2 separate regions of the Homo sapiens genome follow, and region 2 is linked to region 1. Evidence: chromatin loops called from intact Hi-C (ENCODE). Cell type or tissue: CD4-positive, alpha-beta T cell. All regions are shown on one strand. Links, peaks and the distances in the headings refer to the core of each region. The heading gives the core; the rest is flanking DNA. Region 1 overlaps SZT2 (SZT2 subunit of KICSTOR complex). Region 2 has its middle 45 kb from the start of SLC2A1.

Evidence for each region. A loop is a pair of places that touch in the nucleus more often than their neighbours do. Peaks named below come from ENCODE experiments on the same cell type or tissue, not always from the same donor. Only the 100,000 strongest peaks of a DNase experiment are listed, where the experiment ranks them.
Region 2: a loop joins it to region 1, with 14 times the contacts of the local background. A loop is called at or near these places in 8 of 110 quality-filtered maps.

The regions. Positions count from the first base shown.
Region 1 is chr1:43,406,786-43,422,794 of GRCh38, forward strand. SZT2 (SZT2 subunit of KICSTOR complex) reads left to right here. Exons shown (of 72, transcript NM_001365999.1): 5 at 8,297-8,428; 6 at 9,175-9,316; 7 at 9,750-9,856; 8 at 12,949-13,159; 9 at 13,368-13,538; 10 at 13,964-14,198; 11 at 14,389-14,518; 12 at 15,298-15,440; 13 at 15,695-15,847; 14 at 15,984-16,009. Among named protein-coding and RNA genes, the nearest start is that of SZT2, 25 kb to the left of the region's middle. In CD4-positive, alpha-beta T cell, for the core only: a CTCF peak has its summit at 8,055 (motif pointing left); a DNase peak (open chromatin) is centred at 8,026.
Region 2 is chr1:42,905,569-42,921,577 of GRCh38, forward strand. No RefSeq gene overlaps it. Among named protein-coding and RNA genes, the nearest start is that of SLC2A1, 45 kb to the right of the region's middle. In CD4-positive, alpha-beta T cell, for the core only: a CTCF peak has its summit at 7,991; a DNase peak (open chromatin) is centred at 7,983.

The DNA of each region.
Region 1 (16,009 bases), core at 3,727-11,726:
TTAACCTTTCTGTGCATCTGTGACCTTTTTCCAAAGGGGATATTAACATTGCTTATATCATATGGTGATTGAATTAATACATGTCAAGCACTTAGAACTGTGCTTGCCACATACAGAATGTGCAAATGTTAGCTATTAAAATAATTAGCCATAGGTAGCGGAGAACTACTGAAAATTTTAAACAGACAGTAACAGGATCACATGTCTACATTGGGAAGATCACAGTATTTTGTGGCTAATATGGAGGATGGATTTGGGGACAAAGTCTGGATGGGAGAATAGGCGAAGATTATTGTAGCATGGGAGAGAGGAGGAAGCCTGAATAAGGACAGCAGCTATAGGGAAGGAGAGGATTTCATCAGTTAAGCCCCAGGGCCACTTGGCCGCCCTGAGCCAGCCTTTTCATTTTCTCTGTGGCTCCCTCAAGATGTATCCTGGCTGGGCGCAGTGGCTCATGCCTGTAATCCTAGCACTTTGGGAAGCCAAGGCAGGTGAATCACATGAGGCCAAGCGTTTGAGACCAGCCTGGCCAATGTGGCAAAACCCTGTCTACTAAAAATACAACAACAACAACAAAAAAATTAGCTGGGCGTGATGGTGCATATCTGTAATCCCCGCTGCTTGGGAGGCCGAGTCATGAAAATTGCTTGAACCTGGGAGGCAGAGGTTGCCATGAGCCAAGATCACGCCACTGTACTCCAACCTGAGAAACAGAGTGAGACTCTGTCTCCAAAAAAAAAAACAAGATATATCCTGTTAAATCACAGCACAGCAGTGCGTGCCTGTAATCCCAGCTACTTGGGAGGCTGAGGTGAAAGAATTATTTGAGGCCAGGAGTTTGAGACTAGCCTGGGCCACAGAGTGAGAACCTGTCTCAAAAGAAAAAAGTTAATTCACATATATAATACATGTCCACAGAGATTTGAAAAATACATTAAAATATAAAGAAAAAACAAAACTCATCTATAATACAATACCCAGAAACAACAGGAGTTGTGCAAACAACAGTAGTTGTTTCTGGGTATCGTATTAAATTCTAACCTTTTTTTTTTTTTTTTTTTTTTTGAGACAGAATCTTGCTCTGTTACCCAGGCTGGAGTGCAGTGGCATGATCTGGGTTCACTGCAACCTCCACCTCCTGGGTTCAGGTGATTCTCCTGCCTCAGCCTCCCGAGTAGCTGGGACTACAGGCGCCCGCCACCACGCCCGGCTAATTTTTTGTATTTTTAGTAGAGACGGGGTTTCACAGTGTTGGCCAGGATGGTCTTGATCTCCTGACCTTGTGATCTGCCCGCCTCGGCCTCCCAAAGTGCTGGGATTACAGGCGTGAGCCACCACTCCTGGCTTAAATTCTAACATTTTATGGAACTTTCTTCTAATTTTGTGAGTGTGTCTTTATCCTCCCTCACCTCCATCTCTTTACCCAAAGAGAAAGGGAGAATCAAGAGGCTCATTCTAGACACGTGATTTTATGTCCTGTTTTTTGTTTTGTTTAAGAGACAGGGTCTCACTCTGTTGCCCAGGCTGGAGTGCAGAGGCATGATCATAGCTCAATGTAACCTTCAACTTCTGGGCTTAAGTGATCTCCCACCTCAGCCTGCCAAGTAGCTAGGACTACAGGTGCATGCCACCATACCTGACTAATTGTTTTAAATTTTTTTGTAGAGACAGGATCTTGTTATGTTGTCCAGGCTGGTCTCAAACTCTTGACTTCAAGTGATCCTCCCACCTCAGCCTCCCAAAGTACTGGGATTACAGGCATGAGCTGCTGTGCTTAGCCTGTCCTGCCTTTTTTTTATTTTTTTAACATATAGTATGGGCATTCTTGTGTGTCACTAAATATTCTTTGAAAATGTGATTTTTAATGTCCTGTTAACTTACTGTTTCATCATATCTTACCATATGTTTAGCCAGCCCCTACTTGGCCACTTGAGTTGTCTCAGTTTTCATTATTCTAAATAATATGAATAGGAACATCTTTCTCACCTTTTTATGGCTCCAGTTCTGCTCGTTTTCCTTCCCATGGGCCTGTAGAGTGAGACAATGTCCCACTTTCCCTTTTCTGGCTCGCCCGACCCACTTATCCAGTTGGGAACAGGGAGTAAAAAAGTAGTTGTTCCATGGGGTCAGGGTCCGAGAGAAGTGGGCATGTGGGGCAGGTTGTACGAGTGTGATGGGGAAAGAGGGGTGAGATCCTGAGGGCCACCGCAGGGACTGCTGGGTCTATATACAATTTTAGGATGGGGATACTTATTTATGTTTGAAGTAGAAGAAAAGGAGCCCATGGAGAAAGAATGAAGATATTAGAGAGACAAAAGGCTCAAGATTAGATGGACAGATTAGCTACAGGGAAAAAGAGAAGGAAGAGGAATCCTTGCTTCAGCACCTTGAAGGAAGAACAAAGACACAGATGTAAACCTTCAGTAGACTTTGGGGGTGCTTTCAGAGAGTTAGAGAGTAGTGTACCCTCCAGTTTGGGGTAAGCAGGGCGTTCCTATTGACTGACTTGCTTTCTCTTTGAAGAGGGCACAGGGCAGGAGTTATCTGCTGAGGGTAAAGGGAAGGAAGGAGCATTCATTAGGGGGATAAGGAGAGGATTTTGAGCGTAAAAGAGAGAAAAGTGAAGGTCTACCTAGAATAGTCAGACAAGAGAAAGAAAGAAAGGTCATCCAAACTGGAAAATAAGTCAAATTATCCTTGTTTGCAGATGATATGATCTTTTATTTGGAAAAACCTAATGGCTCCACCAAAAAACTATTAGAACTGATAAACAAATTCAGTAAAGTTGCAAGATACAAAATCAACATACAGAAAATCAGTAGCATTTCTGTATGTCAGCAGCAGACAATGTGAAGAAGAAATCAAGAAAGTAATCCCATTTACGATAGTTTAAAATAAAATACCTAGGAATTAACCAAAGAAGTGAAAGATCTCTACAATGAAAACTATAAAACATCGATGAGAGAAATTGAAGTGGACTCCAAAAATTGGAATGATATTCCATGTTCATGGATTGGAAGAATCAGTATTGTTAAAATGCCCACACTGCCTAAAGCAGTCTACAGATTCAGTACAATTCCTATCAAAATACCAATGACATTCTTCATAGAAATAGAGAAAACAATCCTAAAATTTATATGGAACCACAAAAGACCCAGAATAGCCAAAGCTATTCTGAGCAAAACAAACAAAACTGGAGGAATCACATTACCTGACTTCAGATTATACTACAAAGCTATAGTAACCAAAAACAGCATGGTACTGGCATAAAAACAGACACATAGACCAATGGAACAGAATAGAGAACCCAGAAGCCATATATCTACAATGAACTCATTTTTGACAGATGCCAAGAACATACATTGGGGAAAGAACAGTCTCTTCAATAAATGGTTCTGGGAAGACTGGATATTCATATGCAGAAGAATGAAACTAGACTCCTATCTCACAAAAATCAAATCAAAATGGATTAAAGACTTAAATCTGGCCAGGCGCAGTGGCTCACACCTGTAATCCCAACACTTTGGGAGGCCAAGGCAGGTGGATCACGAGGTCAGGAGTTCAAGACCAGCCTGGCCAAGATGGTGAAACCCCATCTTTACTAAAAAACTACAAAAAAACTAGCCGGGTGCAGTGGCAGGTGCCTGTAATCTCAGCTACTCGGGAGGCTGAGGCAGGAGAATCGCTTGAACCCGGGCAGCAGAGGTTGCAGTGAGCCAAGATCGCGCCACTGCACTCCAGCCTGGCCGACAGAGTAAGACTCTGTCTCAAAAAAAAAAAAAAAAAAAAAAAAGACTTAAATCTAAGACCTCAAACTATGAAACTACTAAAAGAAAGCATTGGAGAAACGCTCCATGACACTGGACTGGGCAAAGATTTCTTTTCTGTGTCTAATCTAGCAGATTAACTCAATATCCTGCTCTATTTAATACTGTTAAGCAGAAGGAAATAACTAATTTCAATTTTAAACTCACAAAACAAAGGAAACAAAATCATCTCACTACAGGCCTTTGACAAAGAACATGAGTCATTTGCTATAGCTGCCAGGCATCAGTGTATGGCGAGGAACGGGGGCTTGAGGTTGCCCAGGCAAGGCCTCTGAGGTGGGGTATATTGGGGGTTGGGGGGGGATCTTGATAGCACTGAGTTGCTGGATCCTGTGCTGCCCTGCCTGGGTGGGGAGCAGGGTGAGGGAGGCCATTCCTCTTCTGTAGAAAATGCCAACCCCCAGTACAGGGACTCTGGCAGCTGAATTGGTGACTGTAAAGCCTGATCTATATGAAATCAAAGGCACATGTGGAAATCCACTCCCAGCAAAGGGGGAGTCCTTGGGGGAAGCCAGCTGGGTTTCTGTAGGATCCCCTCTGAAATGTCAGCATTTGAAAAACACAACCCAAAAGTAGAGGATCTACAGGGAACTTTATTCTCTCACTTCTGTCTTCATGGAGGGCACTGCCCCTTGGGAAGACCAGGTTGGCTTCTGGCACAGGTATCCCCCATCTTCTTGGGCACCTGTGGCATTGCCAGCAGGCCAGAGGGGGCAGCTGGCAGTGTTGGCTCTAGCCTGACCCAGGGGGCCCAGTTAGGATGCCCTCTACCCATGGCAGGGGTGATGGCTACTTCTCCATGGTTCATGCATGAAGCTTCCAGCCCTTTCCAGCTCAGGGAACACATGCAGAATGACAGTCACCCAGCAGACTGGAAACTGCCTCCTCTCCAAAAGTCTGGCTCCTGAACACCCTCCTCCCTGGGAAGGGCTTTAGCCCCTTTGAGATTGGGCAGGAACCAGAAGAACAGTTTCTCTGCTTTGCCATGTCTGCAACCTAGGGCTCACCCAGCCCCATCAAGTGCTGAGCTCCAGCACTGTCCACACAGTGGAAACCAAGTGAAATGACTTTGGCTTGTGGAGGGGGAAGAATGAAAAACAAAAACAAAAGCAAAATCACCTGCCCACAAGATAGAGCAGAAAAGTTCATCCACTATCTTTTTTTTTTTTTTTTTTTTTTTTTTTGAGACAGAGTCTCACTCTGTCACCTCGGGTGGAGTGCAGTGGCATGATCTTGGTTCATTGCAACCTCCGCCTCCCGGGTTCAAGCAATTCTCCTGCCTCAGCCTCCCGAGTAGCTGGGATTACAGGCACCTGCCACTACGCCCAGCTAATGTTTTGTATTTTAAGTAGAGACAGGGTTTTACCATGTTGGCCAGGCTGGTCTTGAACTCTTGACATCATGATTTGCCCGCCTCAGCCTCCCAAAGTGCTGGGATTACAGGCGTGAGCCACCACACCCGGCGACTTCATCCACTGTCTGTCCGCTTCCTGTGTAAGGCCGACCACCCAGCCCCCAAACAACCCTTAAAATGAGACCCAAACCAAAGACCTAACATATAAGCCTCAAATCAGTAAACCTCTCCTGAAACAGGCAGAGGAACTGCCTGCCCAGAAATACTCACAATAGGCTGTGCAGATTGTAAAGAGATCAACAGCTTCACCCACGCTCTGCATAAACTCTGGTACTGGCTGTGTTCTCCATAGAAGGTCTCGCTGTGTTGCCTGGGCTGGAGTGCAGTGGTGTGAACACAGCTCACTGCAGCCTTGATCTCTTGGGCTTAAGTGATTCTCCTGCCTCAGACTCCTGAGTAGCTGAGACCACAGGTGCATTTCACCACTCAGCTAATTTTTAGTTTTTTTGTAGAGATGAGGTCTCTACCAAGCTGGTCTCTAACTCCTGGGCTCAAGCGATCTTCCCATCTTGGCCTCCCAAAGTGCTGGGATTACACATGTGAACCACTATGCTTGGCTCAAAGATTTATTGATAATACCCTGCAAGCACAAGCGTGCAAAGCAAAAATGGACAAATAGGATCACATCAAGTTAAAAAGCTGCACAGCAAAGGAAACAATAAACAAAGTGAGGAAACAACCACAGAATGGGAGAAAATATTTGCAAACCACCCATCTGACAAGGGATTAATTACCAGAATATATAAGGAGCTCAAACAACTCTATAAGAAAAAAAAATCCAATAATCTGATTTTAAAATGGGATTTTTTTTATCTTAAAAAAGATCTCAATAGACATTTCTCAAAAGAAGGCATACATATGGCAAACAGGTATATGAAAAAGTGTTCAATATCATTGATCATCAGAGAAATGCAAATGAAAACTGCAATGAGGTATCATTTCACCCCAGTTAAAATGGTTTTTATCCAAAAGACAGGCAATAACATGCTGGTGAGGATGTGGAGAAAAGGTAACGTTGTGCACTCTTGGTAGAAATGTAAATTAGTACAACCACTATGAAGAACAGTTTGGAGGTTCCTCAAAAAACAAAATAGGCTGGGCACGGTGCCTCATACCTGTAATCCCAGCACTTTGGGAGGCCGAGGTGGGAGTTTGAGACCAGCCTGGCCAACATGGTGAAACCTTGTCTCTACTAAAAATACAAAAATTAGCTGAGCGTGATGGCAGATGCCTGTAATCCCAGCTACTCGGGAGCCTGAGGCAGAGAATTGCTTGAATCTGGGAGGCAGAGATTGCAGTGAGCCGAGATAGTGTCACTGCACTCCAGCCTGGGTGACAGAGCAAGACTCCATCTCAAACAAAAAACAAAACAAAACAAAACTGAAAATAGAGCTACCATATGATCTAGCAATCCTCCCTCCTAGGTGTATACCCAAAAGAAAGGAAATCAGTATATGGAAGAGATATCTGCACTCCCATGTTTATTACAGCACTATTCACAATAGACAAGATCTGGAAGCAGCCTGAGTGTTCATTGACAGATGAATGGATAAAGAAAATGTGGTACATATATACAATGGAATACTATTCAGCCATAAAAAAGAATGAGATCCTGTCATTTGCAACAACATGGATGGAACTGGAGGACATTATGTTAAGTGAAATAAGCCAGGCACAGAAAGACAAACTTGGCATGTTATTTATTTGTGAGAGCTAAAAATTAAAACAATTGAACTAATGAAGATGGAGAGTGGAACGATGGTTACCAAAGGCTGGGAAGGGTAGCTGGGGGAGGTGGAAGGGGAGATGGTTAATGGGTACAAAAATAGAGTTAGAAAGAATGAATAAGATCTAGTACTTGATAGCACAGTAGACTGACTACAGTCAACAGTAATTTATTGTACATTTAAAAATAACTAAAAGAGTAAAATTGGATTGTTTGTAACACAAAAAATAGGATAAATGCCTGAGGTGGGTAGGCATGGTGACTCATGCCTGTAATCCCAGCACTTTGGGAGGCTGAGGTGGGTGGATCACTTGAGGCCAGGAGTTTGAGACCAGCCTGGCCAACATGGTGAAACCCCGTCTCTACTAAAAATACAAAAATTACCTGGGTGTGGTGGCCCATGCCTGTAATCCCAGCTGAGGAAGGCTGAGGCACAAGAATTGCTTGAACCCGGGAGGCGGAGGTTGCAGTGAGCCAAGATCGCACCTGCACTCTAGCCTGGGCGACAGAGCAAGGCTCTGTCTCAAAAAAACAAACAAACAAACAAAAAAAACTTGAAGTGGTGGATACCCCATTTACCATGATTTAATTGTTATACATTGTATTCCTGTATCAAAATATCTCATGTGCTCCATAAATATATACACCTTCTATGTACCCACAAAAATTTTTAAAAAAAAATTTTTTTTTATACAGTCTCACTCTGTAGCCCAGGCTGGAGTGCAGTGGCGTGATCTCTGCTCACTGCAACCTCTGCCTTCCAGGTCCCAGTTAAGCAATTCTCTTGCCTCCCAAGTAGCTGGGATTACAGGTGCCCACCACCATGCACAGCTAATTTTTGTAAAATTGAAAAGGTCCAGAATAGCCTCTGTGTGTACAGAAGGTAGGAGTCTCCATGGTGACAGCTGATCTTGGGCTGGTCAGTATGCTTAGAAATAAAAAAGCATTAAAAAGTATGAGAATAAAAAAGGCTTTGCCGGGCTGAGGAGGGGCAGCTCATAAGACATCCTGTAGGCCAAGGTAGAAGAAGCTATTAATAGAAGATCTTATAGTGCCCCCATGTGGGGGGTTGGGGAAGCCCAGTGTGGAGGACCCTAAGCAGAGGGAAGTTGTGACCCCAGATAAAGATGACTAATGACTAGGGACCTGGGCTGAGGACTGATGGAGATTGGATAAGGGGGAAATTGGCTGTGGAGTCATACCTTAGACCCTGGTTGGGTAGGAAGTCAGGATCGCCTAGATGGAGCTATGGAGAATAAACAGAGCAGAAGTGTAGTGGTCTGTGCCACCCTGACCGTCCTGTCTCAGTCTTTCCCATGTGCTTCTTAGGTGCTGGTACAGGGCTGCCTCTTGGACCCTTCCCAGCGGGAGGTGTTCCTGCAGCAGATATATGAGCAGCTCTGCCTCTTTGAGGATAAGGTGGCCACCATGCTGCAGCAGCAGTACGATCCCCAGAGCCAGGTATGTAAGAGAGAAAGTGGGCAGAGGCAACTTAGAAAGAGGAGCAGCTAAGGACAGAGGGCAGAGAGGAGGGATAGTCCAAATAGGGCAAAAAAGGGCTAAGAGCTGGGGCAAAATGAGACAAGGATAGGCATGCTCATGACACACTCCCTGTTGGAGCAGGACTCAGATATACTCCCCAAAACACAGATTCTTTCAGGGAAAAAATGTGAAATCCATTTGTTTGCATTTTTTTTTAGCCCCAGATCTCCTCCAGTGGATCTGAGAAGGTGATTATGCGTGGCTTTGACCTCTAGTTAGCATTTTGTACAATCAGGGATAAAGCTGCCTAGGCCCACTAGACTTCCCTGTCTCATCACTTTGGGTACCCCAGAAGTAGCCAGGCAAATGGCAGTCCTGTGTGCCTGATGACTGGTCATGTAATTTGATTGAGGTATAAAATATTTCATAACAGTGATGGAAAAATGTGGAAAGGGGCCCTTCTTGGCAAAAGATGGAGAAGCCCTACTTCAGTACAGTCTGAAGCTTCATCTGATGCCGAACTCCCTTCACCTCTGAGGTTCAGTATCTGAGCACACACAGGGAGGAAGCACAGTCAAGACTCAGCCGCATAGTAGGGGAATTGAGGTTCTCACAGGATTCGGCCTGTCTGGCCTGAGAAGTGCTGGGCTATAAATTCTGGCTTTGCTATGGATGGGGCAGCAATGCCATCTGCCCCATTCTGTCTTTTCTGTAACTTGGGGCAGGCAGAAGACCAGTCCCCAGACTCAGGGGACCTACTGGGCCGGAAGGTAGGCGTCTCCATGGTGACAGCTGATCTTGGGCTGGTCAGTATGATTCGTCAGGGCATCTTGGCACTGCAGTTACTACCCTCGAACTCTAGTGCAGGTCAGTAGAAGGAATATTGGTGGGACTGGGGAAGCAGGGATACAGGAAGGGTGGGGCTGACTGCTAACAAAGATAGCAGTTCCAGGGAATCAGTGGGCCCCAGGGAAGAGGATCTGTTTCCTTGTTTGCAAAATGTAAGTCTGTATTAGTGTGTATCAGGAACCCTCGACTCTGACAACCATCAGAGACCCTAGAAGGAGTAGAGCTCCAAGGATATCACTTAGGGGAGGTTATGATCTGGCATTCAAGAGGAAGAAGCAGGAGGGTAAGGGAGAAGGAAAGGTGTTTGAAGTTTATAAAACTTCACAGTTTATGAAACTGCCGACATTGGTGGGAAGACACTGAGCCGTTCAGGACCCTGTCAGTTGGGTGCCTCCCTGTGAGTTTGGTCTGGCCAGTGTCTCCAGGTCTGATCTGGTGTTTCCTGCTCCAGGGATTATCGTGATCACGGATGGGGTGACCAGTGTACCTGATGTTGCTGTCTGTGAGACACTGCTGAACCAGCTTCGCAGTGGCACTGTGGCTTGTTCCTTTGTCCAGGTGAGGACTTTTTAGGAAGGACGAGAGAGATATGGAATATCTCACACAAAGTTGGGATGGCTGATTACTTTCTTACAGGCAGTGATTTCCCAGATAAAGTCAATTACTTAGTTACATGGGGGGAAGGAGTCATATCTAGAAGGTAGGTAGCATCGTGGGAGAGGACTCTTATTTTTTTCCTCTTTCCTTAGGATTTTGGAAATAGCTGTTAAAGCAAAAAGAATGCAGAATTTGAAATCTGACAGTCATTTCCAGTCCCACCTCCCCTTGTAGATTAGTCATTATTGTTTTGAGTGCAAGGGTCAGAAAACCCCGCTCAAACTAGCTTAACCAAAGGGGGAAAAGGCATAGCCAGGGACTGCAGCTAATTTGGATTGATGGACTGTAGGGAAGGAGGTAAAAAGCTATGGGAAACAAGGCTGAAGGGGTAGGCACAGGCCAGAACATGAAAATCTGGTTCTGCTTTATTAATGAGGTTAAGCATGATTCTGTGGGTGATGCAGATAGATAGAAGGAAAGTCATTAGTTGGGTTTATGTTTTATAAAGGTCACTCTTGCTGCTGGGTGAAGGACGGGGGAAGTCGGGGAGGCTACTAATTGCAGTGAGAGAGGATCAGGGCTTAAATTAGGGGTAAGAGGATTGAGAAAAATGAAGAGGCAGAGTCAACCTGACTTCATGATTAGCAAGATGGGGGTAAGGAGATGAGAGAGAAGCGGGCTTAAAGTTGTCTCCAAGTTTTTGACTCCAGTGATGACTGGGTAGCAGCAGAGCAAAAGGAAGAGAAGCAGTTGTGGTAGAGTGAGGATAAGATGATGAATGCAAGTTTGTGTATGTTGTGTTCGAGGTGCCTGTGGTTCAACACAGACAGTTAAGAACATCACCTTTGGAGTTAGGCATGCTGGTCTAAATCCTGACTGCACTTACTAACTGTGTGACATTGGGCACATCACTTCACCTCTAGGTCAGATTCATTTGTAAATGGAGATTGTAAAAGTACTTATCTCACTGGGAGGTGAGATGCATTTAAAGTATGTAGCATTGTACGTAATCACTTAAGAAATGGCTGCTATTTGTAGCAGGTAGCAGTTGAATACACAGATCCTGATATTCAGGAGACAAACACTGCTTGAGAGGTAGAGATTTAAGATTTATCAGGGTACAGATGGTAATTGAGAACAGAAGAGGGTCCTGGAAGAACTTTGGGGAACACCAGTGTTCAAGGTCTTTCATAGGAAGAGGGCCCAGCAAGGAATGAAGAATCAGCCAGGAACCAGAAGATTGTGATGTCAGAGAAGGTCAGAATTTTTGGAAGAAAATTTTACTGGATCTTTCTGCTGCTTCTCACAATGGTAACTACACTGTGAGAAGTAGCAAAAAGATCAAGTAAAATGAGGAATGAAAAGTGCCCTTTGGATTTGGTGATTAGGAGGTCACGGGGATCTTTTTCAGAGCCATTTTAGTGAAGAGGTGGTGAGGGGATTGAAGAGTGGATAGAAGGAAGGAAATAGGGACAAGTGTTGACAAAAGAAATTTGGCTGTTGAGATAAACAGCAGAGCAAGAGAGAGAATGGTAACCAGAGGGAAGTACAGGGTAAAGGAGTGTTGTGTTTTGTTTTTAAAGCTAGAGACTTAAGCATGTTTCTAAGGATCTGTAGTGAAGAAGAGTTTGAAAATAAAGGAAGGAAAAAGGAGGCTGGTGGAGTAAAGTCCCTAAATTGACAGGAGGGCATTGTCTTAAGAAACAGATTGAGGGATTCTTTTGGAGCAGGGAAGTGTCGTTTCTTTCTTTGAAAATAGAAAGAAGTGAAGATGTCTGCGAAGGGCCTCCGATTTCTCTCTGAAGTAAAAGGTGAAGCTGAGTACTGTAAGGAAGAGGCCAGAGTTGGGAAGAAGGAACAGTATTAAGGACTGCCCTGAAGGACTAGCTGAGTTGGGTGTCATATGTTTTGATGTGGTGCCAACCTACACAACTGTCAGTTTTCTCTGGGCACCACTGGCCAAGAATAGAGGCTATGATCGTAGTTGGGGTTTCGAAGAAGCAGATGAGAGTGAAGAGGGCCAGGGATTTGAGAGCGATGCTTATGAAGTTGTCTGAATGTAGGGTCCAAGCTGGGTCGAGAAAGGAGGGTCAGGACAATGTGGATAGATTTGGAGAGAGCAGAGGTTCAAGGCCTGGCAGTCTCAGTGAGGTCAAAGAGCAGCAGCAGGAGGAGGGTGGGAGGAAGCTAAGGGAATAGTGTTGTATGTAATCAGTGGGTTATGGCAATTTGAAATTGCAAAGATGAATTTGTTCCACATGAAGCCAAGAGCCAGCGTGTAGCCTATAGGCAGGTGAATGGAATAGAGTAAGTTACTGGAGATGAGAGTTAAGGAACTGAGAGGGCAGGGACTTGAATGAGTAATCTGGAGCAGGTCTGCAAACACTTTCTGCAAAGGCCAGTCAGTCTTTAAGCCTTGTGGGCCACTTGGTCCGTCACAGCTACTCAGCTCTGCTGTTGAAGCGTGAAAGCAGCCACAGACAATACAAAATGAATGTGTGTGGCTGTGTTCCAATAAAACTCGATTCACAAAAATAGGTGATGGACTAGATTTGGCCCTCAGGGTATATGTAGTTTGCTAATTTCCCACCTACAGCTATTGTATTCAAAATGTAGTCCACAGACCAGCAGAAAGCTTGTTTGAAATGCAGAATCTCAGGCCCCACCCCAGACCTACTGCATTTTAACAAAATCCCCAGGTGTTTTTCATACACCCTAAAGTTTGAGAAGTGTTGGTAAGCTGAAGTCTCTCAGGATGATGACAGGAAGTCAGTGAACCAGTTGCCAAAATCTTTAGTGAAGGAGGTGGTGGGCCTTTAGGTATCGAGGAGGAAGCAAAGAGGATGCTGTGGCCGGTTAGCATGGGCATCAGACAGAAGGGCTTAAGGAAGGAAAGACACAGACAGTGGTCTGTCCTGGGAAAACACTGGCCTACTTCCCACTCTGTGGTCCAGGGAATGGGAGCAGCCACCTAGCCCAGTCTCTTTCTCTCCTGTTCTTCCTTCTCCTATGCCTCTGTCAGAGCTAGGTCTTCAGTTGCTCACTTTTTCCAGGTGGGAGGAGTTTACTCTTATGACTGCAGTTTTGGCCATGTGCCCAATGTGGAATTAATGAAGTTCATCGCAATGGCAACATTTGGGTCCTACCTGTCCACTTGTCCTGAGCCGGAGCCAGGCAACCTGGGTCTGACTGTCTACCACCGGGCATTTCTCCTCTATTCCTTCCTGCGCAGTGGGGAAGCACTGAACCCTGAATATTACTGCGGTGAGAGGCACACTGAGGTGGGTGTGGGAAGGAGGGAATATAGAATGGGCCCAGAGATGATGGGGCCCTGGAGGACTGAAAGTGTAACTGGGGCTGGCTCTGCTGGCACTGTTACCTCACAGTCATTTCAGCATAGCCCCTTCCCCCTACAGATCTGTCAGTTGGCAGATAACCAGTTTCTCCTTCCCCATCTCCACTGGTCTTCCAGGCTCTCAGCACCGCCTATTTAATGAGCACCTGGTCTCTGCAAGCAGCAACCCTGCCCTGGCCTTGCGCCGGAAGAAGCACACTGAGAAGGAGGTGCCAGCCGACTTGGTCAGCACTGTGTCCGTACGGCTTCGAGAGGGCTACAGTGTCCGAGAGGTCACACTGGCCAAAGGTAAGGGTCATTAGGCCCTGCTGTAATCCCATAGATCTCTCAAGAATTTGTGTGTGGGAAGACCCACATGTATCACACATGAAAGAGTGTCACATTGAAGTCCTTATCACTTGAGACAGTGGGTTTTGAATTGTCATCAGGGCTTAATTCTCTTAGCATGGAGCTTCCCAATTCTATCTCCTTTTGCCCAAGGTGAACCAGCTGAGGGTGGTATAGGGTCCTGAACTTGGCTTAGTTTTCAGATTGTTTCTACAAACTTGTGTTTGTGTCAGTGGGCCAACTCTGGGCCTGAAACCTGTGGAACCATGCTTGGAACCTTTGGCAGGACTGGGTTCCATGAGGTAGGTGGGGGTTTCAGATAGAACTCGATCCCAGGCCTAGAGTCCTATGCCTTCTCCTAACTGGCCCTTCCGCTTCTCCCTAAGGAGGGTCCCAATTGGAGGTAAAGCTGGTGCTGCTGTGGAAACACAACATGCGCATTGAGTATGTGGCTATGGCACCCTGGCCCCTGGAGCCTGAGGGCCCTCGAGTAACACGGGTGGAAGTGACGATGGAAGGCGGCTACGACATTTTGCATGATGTGTCCTGTGCACTAAGGCAGCCCATTCGTTCATTGTATCGTACCCATGTTATCCGGCGTTTCTGGAACACGCTGCAGAGGTCAGTGAAGTCATCACTCAATGAGTGCTGCCCCATTTGTTGTATGGAGGGACAGATTTGCAAAGGCGGGAGCTGGGGAGCATCACCCAGAGAACCAGGCTTATATCCAGGGTCCCATGTCCCCCTAAGGCTCCCCTCATCTGCACCCAGCAGAGTCAGATATGGCTCAGGCCTGGCCCTTATTCTACAGCATCAACCAGACAGACCAGATGCTTGCCCACCTTCAGTCCTTCTCCTCAGTGCCTGAGCATTTCACGCTTCCTGACAGCACCAAGAGCGGAGTGCCACTCTTCTACATCCCTCCAGGCTCCACCACCCCGGTGAGTAGCTCTGAAGTATAGTAGCCCCATTTCATGTCAACTTGGGTTGCACAGCATCTGGAGCCCAGGACCACCACCTTCTATTCCTTTCTGTCTCACGTCTAAGGCACCTAAGCCAGAAGCCCAAGCTTTAACCTTGAGAGCTTCTCTTCTCCCTAAGGCCCCGGGGAAGAGGAGGATCTATACAGACAGGCTGTCCTGAACAGAGCACAGGTGGCAGAGGCAAAGACTCACACAGTGTCTAGGTGGTGGTATCCCAGTCCCAGCAGACCGTGAGCCCTTGCCCCATCTCCACGTGACATACTCTGGGCTTCCCCAGCCGCCTTCACCTGTGTGCATCCACCACCAGCCACCATGAACTGTGTACTCCCTGAAGACTACAGCTTCCTTGGTCCTGTGCTGTCTTCACACTCAGTCCACGCTGTCAGCCTAACACTGATGGGAAGGTGGCTTATGCTAGTGTGCAGTGGCCACATCATGAGGTCCTGCCACCATTTAGGGGCTTTTCTCCCAAGTCGGTGACATAAGCTGGGCTTATGGTTCCATCCTTCTGGATTCAGCTTTAAAGGGCTACACAGTCTGTCCCTGGGCTCAGTCATCCAAATCTAGCCTTCATAGTGGAAACAGTTTTTGCCTGTGCTTCAGGCTGGGCTGTAGCCTCAAACCACTGCTGTCTCTGACTCTCTGAACGGAGTCCACCCATGGTTTTGTTTGCTCTTTGGAGTTTGTACCCTGGTCCTCTGCAAATGCTCCTATAGTGCTGTCCTTCCTGTCCTCAGGTGCTCTCCCTCCAGCCCAGTGGTTCTGACTCATCCCATGCCCAGTTTGCTGCCTACTGGAAGCCAGTGCTGTCCATGGATGCAAATTCCTGGCAGCGATGGCTGCACATGCATCGCCTGGTGCTAATCCTGGAGCATGACACGTGGGTGCCCTTAGGGCTGGGCCATAGTTGGGGTGGAGTATCGGGGTCAGGGGGATAGGGAATGATGGGAAGGGGAGCAGCAGATGAGCTCTTACCAACTGTGGCCAAGGAAAAACTATAGCCTTTTCCTTGCCTCCCTGCTCTTCAGTCCCCATAACCTCAGGCAAGGCCTAGAAGAGAGTGATAGTAGTCTATTCCTTTTCTCCAAGCCTGGGGCCTGGAGGTCTAACCTCAGTCCACACCCCTCTTCCTAGACCAATCCCCAAGCACTTGCACACCCCGGGCAGCAATGGGCGCTACAGCACTATCCAGTGCAGGATCTCCCACTCCTCCCTGACCTCTCTGCTGCGGGACTGGAGCAGCTTCGTACTAGTCGAGGGCTATTCTTATGTTAAGCTGCTCTCCAGGTGGGCAAAGTGATGTCCCTTCACCCCCCGCCCCCCCACCCCCCCGCCACCTCATCCCATGTCTCCCTCTAACCCCAGACCTCACTGCTACTTCCTGCCAACCTTGGGCTGCTCACTGACTCCCATTTCTCCCCAGTGCCCCAGACCAGCCCCCCAATTCCT
Region 2 (16,009 bases), core at 4,266-12,265, 500 kb before region 1:
CAGTGGATCTTTTTTACTCAGTCTGCTGATTCAAATGCGAATCTCCTCTGGGAACACCAGCATAGACTCACACAGAAATAATGTTTGACTAGCTATCTGGGCATCCCTTAACCCAATCAAGTTGACATATAAAATTAACCATCACAAGTCTGCCCCTTGTGAACTTGGCATCCATATGTATCTCCTTAAACCATAGTTAATCTCCAAATAATGACAATAACAAGGTCATAATTCCACTTAACATGATACAACTATCCTGCATACAACAAAAAATGCAGTAATCCCTTTTCCAGAAGAGGAGGTAAAGTCTGTGAGTGACGTGTAGTCTTCTGATATCCCATACTTAAAATACTAAGATGTCTTTAAAGTATTAACAATACTAGTACTTAGAATACTAGTATAAAGTCAATACATCTTATGTTACACGATAAGGGATAAGAAAGGAAAGGAAACAAAGATATTTGTTTAATATATGTGTACATACACACATTATTTAAAAAAAATAGGGATGAAATATTCATGACAATTACAGTCTTCTTTTCTGTAACTGATGACATGGCTGCAGCTCATACTTACAACTACCATCTTCAACTACCCATCCTGTATTCCCTTTGCCTTCAGCAAGAACCTCAGCTGGTTATGCTTCTTAACCTAGAAGGCCAAGGTTGGTTTGAGGGTGGAGGGGAGGTAAACCAAACCTTCATTCCTAAAGGTCTGGGCCATTCATAGTCTTGCCTGGTTTGGGTTGTAGTTTTCCATTGACTTTAACCACAGGGCATGGTAATACTGAGACACCCTAAGAGATCTCCTGTGTTCCAGACATATTCTTTTTTACCTCTTTTATGTCAGATTTCCCCATGGTAGTCTGGATCAATTACCCCAGCCAACACCATAACTCCCCTATTGGCCTGTTGACTCAGAGGCATAAGGAGCCCAAAGTGGTTGGATGGCAGTCTTAACTTCTAGTTCAATGGAATTTAGTTCAACTGTGTCTTCTGGTGGAAGCAGTCCTCCCTCTGGATCCAGCAGAGCATACCTTTGTAGAAACAGGAAGCAAAATTTTTGTTAGTAGGTCACTAGGGAATCAGTGTGTGGTGCCCTTCCCATTTCTACCCCTTCATTCCTAGACCTATAAATCCTGACTATGGGAGAAACAGTACTGTATGTTGGACATTGATTCAGAACACATACAGCCTTCTGGAGAACCTTTGCTTCTGCCTTGCAAAGTATTGTCACTTAGCTGGTTCTGTAAGTGAGTCTTCAAAAGGCCATTCCACTATTCTATCAAGCCAGCTGCTTCAGGTTGTGGGGAACACGACAAGACCAATGAATTCCATGAACATGGGCCCACTGTTGCACTTCTTTGGCTGTGAGGTGAGTTTCCTGGACAGAAACAATGCTGCATAGAATGCCACAATGGTGGATAAGGCAAGATGTAAGTCCCTGAATGGTAGCTGACAGAAGCATTGCATGCAGGGAAGGCAAATCTGTATCCAGAGTAAATGTCTATTCCAGTAAGGACAAAATGTTGCTCCTTTCATAATGGAAATGGTCCATTATAATCAACCTGCCACCAGGTAGCTGGCTGATCATCCTGGGGAATGGTCCTATATCGGGGGCTCAGTGTTGGTCTCTGCTCTTGACAGATTGAGCACTCAGAAGTGGCTATCGGCAGGCTGACCTTGGTGAGTGGAGGTCCATGCTGCTAAGCCTACACATAACCTCCCTCCCTGTCACTATAGCCACTTTGTTCATGAGCCCATTGGGTATTGACATGGGTGGCTGGGGAAAGAGGCTGACTGATATCCACAAAATGGATCACCTTCTTCACTCAGTTATTAAGATCCTTCTCTGCTGAGGTCATCCTTTGGTGATCATTCATATGGAACACAAATATCTTCATGTCTTTTGCCCAATCAGAGCAGTCTTTCCATATACTTCTTCCCCAAATTTCTTTGTCACCAATATTCCAACCATGTTCCTTCCCAGTCCCTGGCCATCCAGCCAAACCATTGGCTATAGCCCACGAATCAATATATTATCGCACATCTGGCCATTTCTGCTTCCAAGCAAAGTGTAGAACCAAGTACACTGCCTGTCGTTCTAACACTGGGAAGATTCCCTTTCAGCACTGTCCTTCAAGGATGTCCCAGAGAGGGGCTGTAGTGCTGTACCTGTCCACTTTCAAGTGGTGCCTGCATATTGTACAGAACATTCTTTAAACCAGGCCCAAACCTTCTCTTTCTCTGTCAACTGATCATAGGGAACTCCCCATGAGCCCATAGGTACAGTTTGAGAGAGAGTAAGAAAGCAGTGTAGTAAGAGTGACCATGGGCATTTGGGCCACTTATTCATGTAACTTACTAGTGCCTTTAGGGATTGCTCTGGACTTACTGCATATATAACACTTCTATTTGATGACGGGGAGCTGCTATGCACACCCAACTTTATGGCTTGGTGAGTCGGATAACACCTCATCCATGATGGGCAGCTCAGGTAACATGGTAACTTGGTGGCCTATGGTCAGGTGTTTAGTTTCTACTAAGGCACAGTAGCAGGCTAAGAGCTGTCTCTCAAAAGAATAGCACTGTGTAATGTTTCAGTCAATGATGGACCGCATATACTGCTGTGGCTCCATAAAACCATAAAACTGTATTTTGTACTGTACTTTTCTATGTTTAGATACATGAATACTTACCATTGTGTTGCAGTTGCCTACAGTATTTAGTACAGTAACATGCGGTACAGGTTTATAGCCTAGGTGCAATAGTCTAATTGTAGAGTAGGCTATAATATCTAGGTTTGTGTAAGTAAACTCTATGATATTTGCACAATGGCAAAATCGCCTAACAACATGTTTCTCAGAACATATCCCTGTCATTAAGCAACTCATGACTGTAGTTATCTGCCAATAATGGAGGGCCTTGCTCCAAAATCCCAAAGGCCTGCACTGTGATTCGTCTATGCACGCCTGCTAAATAGGCTCCCAATGGCATCCCTATCTGCCATAGACTCACCAAGCACCATAGGATCTGCTGGATCATATGGGCCAAGTGGCAGAGCAGTTCGCACAGCAGGCTGAACCTATTGTAGAGTCTTCTTTTGTTCTGGGCCTCATTTAAAACTAGCAACTTTTTGGGTGGCTTTGTAAATGGACCATTTTGGAGGCAAAATCCAAAATTCAAAGAGGCCCACGAGGTATTGTGCCTCTTTCTTGGTTGTAGGAGGGGCCAAATGCTATAACTTATTTTTTACCTTAGAAGGAATATGTCCCACACCACCAGCCCTCTAGAAATTCCACTGCGTAGAAGGCTCCTGAATTTTAGTGGCATTTATTTCCCACCCTCTGACATGCAAATGTCTTACCACTAAGTCTCAAGTATACTTGTTGCTCACTAGGTCCAATTAGCATAATGTCATCTATGTAATGGAAGAGTGCGATATCTTGTAGAATGAAAAAATGATCAAGATCCCTGAAAACTAAATTATGGCAGGACTGCGAGTTGATGTACCCCTGAGGTAGGATGGTGAAGGTATATTTCTGATCTTCCAGCCAGAAGAAAATAGTTTCTGGTAGGCTTTATAGACAGGGGTGGCAAAAGGCATTTCCCAGATCAATAGATGCATACCAGGTACCAGAGGATGTGTTCATTTGTTCAAGCAATGAAACCACATCAAGTATAGCAGGTGCAGTTGGAGTCACCAGTTGGGTAAGCTTATGATAATCCACTCTAATTCTGTAAGATCATTTGTCTTCTGCACAGGCCAATTAGGAGAGTTGAATGAGATGTAGTGAGAATCACCACCCCTGTATCTGGTGTCACTAATCTCTGCAATGAAAGGAATGCAGTTATTGCTTCTGTTTTACTGTTTTCCTAGGTGGTGGCAGTTCTAGTGGCTTCTAGTGGCCTTTTCCATGGTAATATCCCTCATTTCATTGTCAGGGAACCAATGTGGAGGTTCTACTAACTGCTAAGTATATCTGTTCCTTATGCATCCTGAAACTGGGGAAATAACTACAGGATGGGTTTGGGGACCCACTGGGCCCCCTGAGAGATGGAACTGAACTAAAATTCCATTAATCACCTGGCCCCCATAATCCCCTACTCTGATTGGAGTGCCACAGTGACATTTTGAGTCTCCTGGAATCAAGGTCAGTTCAGAGTCAGTGTCCAGTAGTCTCTGAAAGGTCTGATGATTTTATTTTCCCCAATGCAGAGTTACTGTGATTAAAGACTATAGGTCCCTTTGAGGAAGGTTGAGGGAAAGATGAACAGCATAAATTTTTGGTAGTGCACCAAGATCCTTCCTCCAGGGGACCTGTATTTCCCTTAATTCAAGGGGTTCTGGATCTGTAAACTGGCTCAAGTCTGGGAATTCATTGAGGGATTGACTCTTTTTAAAAATGATTTGAGTTAGACTTATTGTTCACTTGACCTGGAACCTTTCTGCTTATGCAGATCATTTCTAGGAATACCATGATTAACTAGTCAACGCCATAAGTCTGCAGGAGTCAGGTTATTCCTATTGCTGCTTTGGCTCTGCTGTCCATTATAGTAACTATGCCCACCATACCTTTGACAGTTTAGTGCTGCTACTTGGCCCCTGCCACCACATAATCTAATTACTCTGACTACCTTCGTTTTCCAGTTCAGTGGCTGTGATTCCCACTGTAAGATCTGGCCTACAGAAGAGAGTGATCAAGGATGTTGGAGAACCCTTCATAAATTTCATTTATTTATTTATTTAAAGATGGAGTCTTGCTCTGTCACCCAAGCTGGAGTGCAGTGGCGTGATCTAGGCTCACTGCAACCTCTACCTCCTGGGTTCAAGTGATTCTTCTGCCTCAACCTCCTGAGTAGCTGGGATTACAGGTGTCCGCCACCACACCCAGCTAATTTTTTTGTGTATTTACTTTCAGTAGAGATGGGATTTCACCATGTTAGCCCAGCTGGTCTCAAACTCCTGACCTCAACTGATCTGCCCGCCTTGGTCTTCCAAAGTGCTGGGACTACACCCTCATAAATTTATTTCTGAAAGTATTGTGCAAGATATGACTTCTGGACTCTCTTTGTATGGGTTAGTAGGTCTTAAATGACAAATCCATTGTAACATTCAAATTTTCCCAAGCCTTTGAACCCCTTCCTCTACATTAAACCAGAGAGATCGGGCATTTCCAACTCGCTCATCATGGGCCACCTTTTGATCCATGTTTCAGCCAAAAAACAAATGATTAGAGCCCTAACTTCCCCAAGAGGCAACATTAAATGCAGAATCTCTGCTTAGTGGGTCCATATCAATAAATTAGGCCTGTAAAGAAGGAGCAGGATTGGAAAATAATAAATTAGGCCATCCAACTTTATGTTCCTTCTGCCATTATTATATACTTTTAATATCCATTCCCACACATTCCCTAAATTTATGCTTATATAAGAAGAAAACTCAAATAATTCTTTTGGAATATAACATATCTTCTCATGAGCCATAAATCACTTTAAGGGCCTGCTGGGACTTGAGTCTAGTTAGGGGTGTAGAAGAAAGAGGAGAGGTGGGGATGAGTCCTGAGAAGAATCAACATTATCTTGCTTAGCAACTGCTTTAGTGGAGGCCACTACCATCCCTCAGGCAATTTAGGATTAATCCCATTGGGCAGAGGTAGAAAAGCCAGTACCACTGCAGTGGGGGAGGTCATTTTTGTTGGGAGTAAGGAAGCCACTTTTGCTGGGGTTGGGGAAGCCACTTCTGTTGAGAGTAGGCAGGCAACTTTTTCTGGGGGTGGAAAGAACTCTTCCACTAGCAAAAGAGACTTATCAGGATTTAAGACTCAATGTCCTCAGCTTCATTAGGGTCTTCCCCTAAGTCCCCATCCTAATATATTGGATGGGACATTATTTCCCAATGAATACCCTCACTTCAACAGTAGGCAGGGTGTAAGGCTGCCTACTTACACCCTGTAGTAAGGCTGCGTGTTCAATTTGCATTGTAATTCAGCCAATTACAAGATGAAATCTTCTGTTTCATTTGCAGCAATTTCAGTACTGAGGTTTTAGGAGATAAGGCTCTCCCTCAGGGCACATGTAGAAGCTCTTAGATCATTTATTTGAAGCTCAAGCTGGTAATTTGAATCTCTGAGCTCATCCTCCTCTTTCACCATTTTGTTCAGTGACATTAGGAGCAACCAACCAATGGCATTATATTCCTTGGTTTTCCAAAAACGTTTGAAAGTATCATATACAGAGTTACTTAGGTTTTTACTTCTTATATTTGGTAAACTAGGAGCATCTAATGCATATCTTTATAAATAGTTCATGCAATAGACTACTATAGAGTCCTTAGCATCTTGAAATCTAAGATGATTGAAGAGCCAATTCCATAAGCCCCAAAACCAATTCAGCAAACTCATCCTTAAAATTCTGTTGCTCTAGAACCACTCTCAGTATCGAAATCTGCATTAGTCAGGGTTCTCGAAAAAACCAGAACCAATAAGATATTTATACAGATATTAAGGGCAGATATATTATAAGAATTGGTTCAAGTGATTGTAGAGGCCAAGAAGTCCGTCCCATGATATACTGCCTGCACACTGGAGAAACAGGAAATATGGTAGTGAAATTCAGTGTGAATTTGAAAGCCTGAGAAACAGGGGAGCCAATGATATAACTCCCAATCCAAGGCTGGGGGCCTGAGACCCAGGTGGCTGCTGCTCTGACTCCTGAAGTCTGAAGGCCTAAGAATCAGGAGCTCCAATGTCCAAAGGAAGGAAATGGATGTCCCAGCTAAAGAGAGAGAGAGAGAATTCCCCCCTCCTCTACCTTTTTATTCCATTCAGATGGGCCCTCAATGAGTTGGATAAGACCTGCTAACACTAGGGTGGGTGAATCATTTTTACTCAGTACGCTGACCCAAATGCTAATCTCTGGGAATACTCTAAAAACATACCCAGAAATAATGTTTTACTAGCCATTTGGGTCTTCCTTAACCCAGTCAAGTTGACACATAAAATTAACCATTATACCATTCAAAGCCTGCCAGACACATCCTCTGACCCAGGTGCCCAGCTTGGGGGTGGAAGAGATCCAGTATAGGAAGTAGGTATTTTGAGAGCACATTCAAGGCAGACTTAGGAAACAAAATCCCAAAGGCAGCCAAAAGAATACTAATTTGAATCCTCCAAAAAGGTTATCTTCAAACTGGGTATTCATACCTGTGGATGTCCAAAAAAATTTCCAAGGAATATGTGAACATATTTAGCTTTAAGGGAATCGATGTCCAAATCCCGATCTTTACTTTCTGCATGTACTCTTTTCAAAAACTAATCTTCCTGAGAGGAGTAACATCAGTAATACAGCATAATAGGACATCTCAGACCTTGTTCCTCCATAGACACTGACTTAATATATGGTCCAAAAAGCTTTTATGAGAATTCTAGAAACTAGTGCCTGAGGCAAGTTCAAAGTCAAGAACAGCTATATTAAAATGGGTAAGAAGAAACATTTTCATTTAACCTACAATAGCCCTTTCCCAAAGCCAGTACAGCTTGGTGCTTTCAGGAGTAAATGCCCAACTTGAAGCTTCTACCTTGAGAGTGAAACAGAAGAGTAGAATGTGCGTCCAACATTCAGGCTTTTCAGGGGGCTCCCTGAGGGACCGGTTTCTGTCTTGCCTGACACTGAGTGCTGATAAAGTTAAAAAAAAAATTATATATATATATATATATACACACACGTATATATATACATATATGTGTATATGTATATGTGTATATATACACATATATACACATATATACATATATACACATATATATACATATATACACATATATATACACATATATACACATACACACACACACACACACACACACATATATATATATACATACATACATACACATCCCCTGGGGACTGCTGAGAACAAGAGACATCAACAGCTTGTTGTAGACCCTGAGAACTTGCAGTACTGTAGACAGACACCAGAGAGAGCAAGAGACCACAAGCTTCTGAAAAGACACCAGCAAACCTCTCGAATTGGGAAATCACAGGCACAAGCCCAAGAATACGTATCTCCAGAAAAGGTTTGAGAGACCACTCCCCCAAACTGTTAGTTGAGCTGAATGTTTAAGGTTTTCCCCTTTATGAAGCCAATCCATTAAAACTGGAAGACATGGTCATTTTTTCAAATCCACAAACTCTTGCAAAAAATAACAAGACATATGATGATAGTGGGAAACATGGTCCAGAGGACCAACTATGTATCAGAAATGGAACCCTAAAGAAACAGAGATCTATGAATTACCTGACAACGAATTCAAAATAATCATCTTAAAGAGGCTCAGTGGGCTACAAGAGAATCAGATACACAAATGAAACCAGGAAGTGACCCATAAAAACCAGAATACCAACAAAGACGCAGAGGCCGGGTGCAGTGGCTCAGGCCTGAAATTCCAGCACTCTGGGAGGCTGAGGCAGGAGGATTACATGAGCCCAGGTGTTTGAGACCAGCCTGGGCAATAGAGTGAGACCCTGTCTCTAAAAAGAAAAAAAAGAATCTGTTAAGAAAAAGACCAAATGGAAATTCTGGAGTTGAAAAAAACAATAACTGAATTGAACAATTCACTAGAAGGGATCATAACAGATCTAATTGAGCAGAAGAAACAATCAGGAAATTTGAGACAGGTTATTTGAAATTACTGAGTCAGGGGAAACAAAAGAAAAGATGAAGAAAAGTTAAGAAAGCCTAAGGGACTTATGGGATACAATATATGATCCAAAGAAGCCATCCCTGAGACACATAATAAACTGTCAAAAGTCAAAGAGAGACTCTGAAGGCAGCAAGAGTAAAGTGACTCATCAAGCACAAGGGAGCTCTTATAAAATTATCAGCAGATTTCTCAGCAGAAACCTTACAGGACAGAAGGGAGTGGGATGATATATTCAGAGCACTGAAAGAAAACCTGCCAAGCAAGAATAGTATTCAGGAAAACTGTCCTTCAGAAACGAAGGACAGAAATTTGGTTTCCGGTCCAGCATGTAAGGAGCTTAGAAGGTAACACTCCATCTAAACAGGTTAAAAGGCTGAGCAACAATAACAAAACCAAACAAAAGCTGAACAACTCTTCTTAGATTTGTTAGAGGAATGAGACCACTAGGCAGATTGCTGCCGCCAAAATTGGAGAGACAGGAAATACAGGCAGTCACAAGTTACTGGAAATGCAACAGATGAGCAGAAGCCTCTACAGGAGGTTTGAAAACAGGAATAGGAAAACCTAAACTGTAACTGCCCCAATTTTTGGAGAAACAGTGTGGACAACTCAGAGAGTTAAAAATTCCACCAGGGGCCAGGCATGGTGGCTCACACCTGTAATCCCAACACTTTGGGAGGCTGAGGTGGGAGGATTGCTTGAGCTCAACAGTTTAAGACCAGGCTAGGCAACATGGCAAGACCCCGTCTCTTTAAAAACTTTAAAAATTAGCTGGGTTTGGTAGTGCACTCCACTAGTCGCAGCTCCTCAGGAGGCTAAGGCAGGAGAATCGCTTGAGCCCAAAGGGGTTGAGGCTGCAGTGAGCCATGAGCATGTCACTGCACTCCAGTCTGGGTGACAGAGCAAGACCCTGTCTCAAAAGAAAAAAAACATTCCAGGGGTACTGAGTTATGGAGATGCCCCAACACTTTTGTGATTTTTACCTCTCAGAGCTCTACCAGATCCTCACAGTAAATCTCAGAGAAAAATCCCTTCATGCTTCTAGCAGAGGGAGGGGAAATAAACCATTTTGCAGTATGCCAAAGCATTCTGTTGTTTTTAAAAAGGTCTACCCTCAGGAGAAAGAATTTTGCCAGAGCCTAACCTACCCCAGGGAAGGGAAATACCCAACTCCAGCAGTCTGCAGCCTCCCACCTGGGGGAAAGGAAATACCAACTCCAGCTTCCTCTAAGCTTCCCTGTAGGAGAAGGGAGATACCCAACTTCAGTCTCCTCTAGTGGTTTTGCCCCCACCTAAGGGGAAAAAACAAAAGCTGAGAAGCACTGGTGAAGTTCACAGCCTAGACCCAAAGCCTCACCAAAAAACTGAGACCTAATAATAGAACTGTAGAACACTTCTCCCTCCTGCAACACCGCACTTCTACATTACTAAAGATCTATATCTTTTTTTTTCCCCCAAGACGGAGTCTCACTCTGTCGCCCAAGCTGGTGTGCAGTGGCTCAATTATAGCTCACTGTAGCCTCAAATTCCTAGGCTCAAGTGCTCCTTCTGCCTGAGCCTCCCAAATAGCTGGGACTACAGACATGCTTAGTTAAGGTTTTGTTGTTGTTTGTTTGTTTAGAGATAGGTCTCACTCTGTTCCCCAGGCTCTAAAGGCCTATTTACCACAGTTCCATTTACCCAGTACAAAACTGCTCATTTTTTTCCAACAAAAAAATTAGAAGGCACATTAAAAGAAAAAAAACCACAGCTTGAACAAATAGTGCAACCATCAGAAGCAGACACAGACATAGCAGGGATGTTGGAATTCCCCTAATCGGAATTTAAAACTACTATTGTGTCTGAAATTGGTGGGCTCTTGGTCTCACTGACTTCAAGAATGAAGCTGCGAACCCTCGCGGTGACTGTTAACAGTTCTCAAATGTTGTGTGTCCAGAGTTGATTTCTTCTGATGTTCAGACGTGTTCAGAGTTTCCTCCTTCTGGTGGGTTTGTGGTCTTGCTGGCTTCAGGAGTGAAGCTGCAGACCTTCACGGTGCTACAGCTCATAAAGGCAATGGGGACCAAAACAGTGGGCAGCACCAAAATTTATTGCAAAGAGCAAACGAACAAACCCTCCACACCACAGAAGAGCAGCCAAGCACATTGCCACTGCTAGCTCCGGCAGCCTGCTTTTATTCCCTTATCTGACCCCACCCACATCCTGCTGATTGGCCCATTTTACAGAGAGCTGATTGGTCCATTTTACAGAGAGCTGATTGGTCTGTTTTACAGAGAGCTGATTGGTCCATTTTGACAGGGAGCTGATTGGTGCATTTACAATCCCTGAGCTAGACACAGAGTGCTGATTGGTGTATTTACAATTCTCTAGCTAGAGGTAAAAATTCTCCAAAACCCCACCAGATGAACTAGACACAGAGCACTGATTGGTGCATTTACAAACCTTGAGCTAGACACAGAGTGCTGATTGGTGTATTTACAATCCTTCAGCTAGACATACAGTTTCTCAAAGTCCCCACCAGATTAGCTAGATACAGAGTGCTGATTGGTGCATCCACGAGCCCTGAACTTGAGACAGAGTGCTGACTGGTGCATATACAATCCTCTGGCTAGACATAAAAGTTCTCCAAGTCCCCATCCAACTCAGGAGCACAGCTGGCTTCGCGGAGTGGATCCCGCTCCAGGGCTGGGTGCGGAGATGCCTGCCAGTCCCGTGCCATGCACCTGCATGCCTCAGTCCTTGCACAGTTGATGGGACTGGGCACTGCGGAGCAGGGGGCGGCACCCGTCGGGGAGGCTGGGGCTGCGTGGGAGCCCACCGCCACAGGGCTTGGGCATGGTGGGCTGCAGGTCCTGAACCCTGCCCTGCAGAGAGGCAGCTGAGGCCTGGTGAGAATTCGAGTGTGGCCCAGGCCGGCAGTGCTGGGGGACCCGGCGCCCCCTCCGCAGCTGCTGGCCCGGGTGCTAAGCCCCTCACTGCCCTAAGCCAGCGGCGCCAGCCGGCCACTCTGACTGCGGGGCTCAGAGCCCACACCCACCCGGAACTCACGCTGGCCCGCTAGTGCTGTGGGCAGCCCCAGTTCCCGCCCGCGACTCTCCATGCTCACCTCCCTGCAAGCAGAGGGAGCTGGCTCCAGCCTCGGCCAGCCCAGAGAGGGGCTCCCACGGTGCAGCGGCAGGCTGAAGAGCTCCTCAAGCATGGCCAGAGCGGATGCCAAGGCCGAGGAGGTGCTGAGAGCGAGCAAGGGCTGCTAGCACGTTGTCACCTCTCACTATGATTAATACGTTAAGAGCTCTAATGGAAAAAGTAGATAACATGCAAAAACAGATGGACAATTTAAACAGAAAGATAAAAATTATAAGAAAGAATAAAAAAGAAATGATAGAGATAAGAAAAAAACCACTAACAAATGAAGAAAGCTTTTGATGGACTCATTAGTACACTGCAAATGGCTGGAGAAAAAAGAACCTCTGAGCTTGAGGATATGTCAACAGAAACTTTGAAAACTGAAAGTGAAGAGAAAAAAGACATGAAAAAAATGAGAAAGAATATCTAATTACAAAAAGTATAATATAGGCATAATGAGAATACCTGAAGAAGAAAGAGAGAAAGGAACAACAGAAACATTTGAAGCAATAATGCCTGAGAATTTCACCAAATTAGTGCCAGACACCAAACCACAGATCAGGAAGCTCAGAAATAACCAAGCAAAATAATGCCAAAAACAAACAAACAAATAAACTACACCTAGACATATAATATTCAAGCTGCAGAAAATTAAAGATGAAGAAAAAATTTTGAAAGAAGCCAGAGGAAAAAAGCCACTTACCTATAGGGGAGCAAAAATAAGAATTATATCCAACTTCTTCTCAGAAATCACGTAAGCAAGAAAATAATGGAGTGGAATACTTAGTGTTGAAAGAGAAAAAGCCAAAAACCTAGGATTCTATACACAGTTTTAAAGCAATCAGATTAAAATAAATAATAAAAATTATATCAGCAATCAATGAATTGAAAACAGGAAATCAATAGTGAAAATCAACATAACCAAAACCTGTTTCTTTGTAAAAATCAGTAAAATCATAAGGTTCTAGCAAAGCTAACTAAGAAAAAAAGAGAAAAGACATGAATTACAAATACTGAAAATGAAAGAGAGGAGATCAATTCAAATCCCATGGATGTTAAAAGAATAATACATGAATATTATGAACAACTCTATGCCCACAGATTTGACAACCCAGATGAAATGGACCAATTCCTTGAAAGACACAATCTGTTAAAACTCACACAAGAAGTAGACAATCTGAAACAGGCTTGCATCTGTTAAAGAAACAGAATCAATAAATAATAAACTCCTCAAACAAAAAGTACTAGGCTCAGATGGATCCACTAGTGAATTCTACCAAACATTTAAGAAAAAAATTATACCAATTTTCTAAACATCTTCCAGAAGATAGAAACAGCTCATTCTATGAGGCCAGTATTACCCTAATATTAAAACCAGACAAATACATTACAAGAAAACTACAAATCGATTTGTCAATTTAAAATAAATAAATAAATTTAAAAGAAAACTACAGACAAGTATCTCTCATGAAAATAAATGCAAAAATCCTTAACAAAATATTAGCAAAGCACACCCAATGATGCATTAAAAAAATTATATACATGACCAAATGTGATTTATTCCAGGCATGCAAGCCTGGTTCAACATTAAAAACACAATTGGCTGGGCGTGGTGGCTCACGCCTGTAATCCCAGCACTTTGGGAGGCTGAGGCAGGCAGATCACCTGAGGTCAGGAGTTTGAGACCAGCCAGGCCAACATGGCCAAACCCTATCTCTACCAAAATACAAAAATTAGCTGGGTGTGGTGGTGGGCACCTGTAATCCCAGCTACTCCGGAGGCTGAGGCAGGAGAATTGCTTGAACACAGGAGGCAGAGGTTGCAGTGAGCTGAGATTGCCCCATTGCACTCCAGCCTGGGTGACAAAGAGAGAGTCTGTCTTAAAAACAAAACAAAAACAAAAACAAAACCTGAAAAAACAACCCTCAATTAATGTAATCTATATGTAATTACATCAACGGGCTAAAGAAGAAAAATCAAAGGCCAGGCGTGGTGGCTCACGCCTGTAATCCCAACACTTCAGGAGGCCAAGGCGGGCAGATCACAAGGTCAGGAGATGGAGACCATCCTGGCTAACGCGTTGAAACCCCATCTCTACTAAAAATACAAAAAATTAGCCGGGCATGTTGGCATGTGCCTGTAGTCCCAGCTACTTGGGAGGCTGAGGCAGGAGAATTGCTTGAACCTGGGAGGCAGAGGCTACAGTGAGCCGAGATCGCGCCACTGCACTCCAGCCTGGGTGACAGAGTGAGACTCTGTCTCAAAAAAAAAAAAAAAAAAAAAAAAAGGAGAAGAAGAAAAGGAAGACAGAAAAGGAGAAGAAGAAGAAGAGGAGGAAGAAAAATCACATGGTCATATCAGTGCATACAGAAAAAGTATTTCACAGGACTGGGCGTGGTGGCTCTCACCTGCAATCTCAGCACTTTGGGAGGCCGAGGCGGATGAATCACTTGAGGTCAGGAGTTCGAGACTAGCCTGGCCAACATGGTGAAACCCCATCTCTACTAAAAAACAAAAATTAGCTGGGTGTGGTGGTGCACACCTGTACTCCCAGCTACTCAGGAGGCTGAGGCAGGAGAATCACTTGAACTGGGAGGCGGAGGTTGCAGTGAGCTGAGATTGCACCACTGCACTCCAGCCTGGGCAACAGAGTGAGAGTCTGTCTCAAAAAAAAAAAAAAAAGAAAGAAAGAAAAAGTATTTCACAATATCCATCATTCATTCCTGATAAAAACTCTCAGGAAACTAGAAATAGAGGGAAACTTCCTCAACTTGATTAAAGAATGTTTACAAAAAACCTACAGCTAAATATTATACTTAATGGTGAAAAATGTGAAGCATTATTGTTGCTAAGATCAGGAACAAGGCAAGGATGTCCTCTTCACTATTCCTTTCCAACACTGTATTGGAAGTCCTAGCTTATGCAACAAGACAACAAAATGAAATAAAAGGTATACTGATTGGTAATGATGAAATTAAACTGTTGTTGTTGGCTGATGACATGATCGTCTATATAGAAAATCCAAAAGTATCTACAAAATAACCACTGGAACTAATAAGCAATTAATTATAGCAACATTGCAGGATACAAGGTTAATATACAAAAGTCATTTGCTTTCTATATGCCAGCAATGAACAAGTGGAAATTAAAACATACTACCATTATATTAGCACCCCCCATATTGAAATACTTATGTATAAATCTAATAATATATATACAAAATCTCCTATTTTGTGGATATGGATATAGTAACACTGTGGTATATTGTTTGAATATATAAAGAAGAGTAATGTAAGAGTTTTATTGTAAAATGACAATATCAGCCTGACACGGTGGCTCATGCCAGTAATCCCAGCACCTTGGGAGGCCGAGGCAGGTGGATCATTTGAGGTCAGGAGTTCGAGACCAGCCGGGACAGTATGATTAAACCCCGTCTCTACTAAAAGAAATTACAAAAATTAGCCTGGCATGGTGGCAGGCACCTATAATCCCAGTTACTCAGGATGCTGAGGCAGGAGAACTGCTTGAACCCAGGAGGTGGAGGTTGCAGTGAGTCGAGATCATGCCACTGCACTCCAGCCTGGGGACACAGAGAGACAGCATCTCAAAAAATAATAAAATAAAATAAAATGACAATATCACATATCAGAAATTAAATCTCCTGCAAATATTTGAATTTAAGAAGACAAATTTGTAACTTCAATCTAAAAATAAGCAAAGAGATAGTTTTTCAAATTCTTTTTTTTTTTTTTTTTGAGACAAGTTCTTGCTTTGTCTCCCAGGCTGGAGTACAGTGGTGTGATCATAGCTCACACATTGCAACCTTGACCTCCTGGCCTCAAGCAATCCTCCCACCTCAGCCTCCTGAGTAGCTGGGACTATGGGCATGCACCACCACACTCAACTAACTCTTGTATTTTTTGTAGAGACAGGGTTTCGCCATGTTGTCCAGGCTGGTCTCAAACTCCTGAGCCCAAGTGATCCACCCTCCTTGGTCTCCCAAAGTGCTGAGATTACAGGTGTGAACCACCAGGCCTGGCCTCAAAATTCTTTTAGGAAGTATGTGAGCAAAAAAATTTGAAGATAACTACTCTAGAAGAAAGACAGAGATGTGGAATTCGTTTTGAGACAGTGGCAGAAGATGGAAAAACTGATATCCTAGGTTGGGGTCAAAACCAC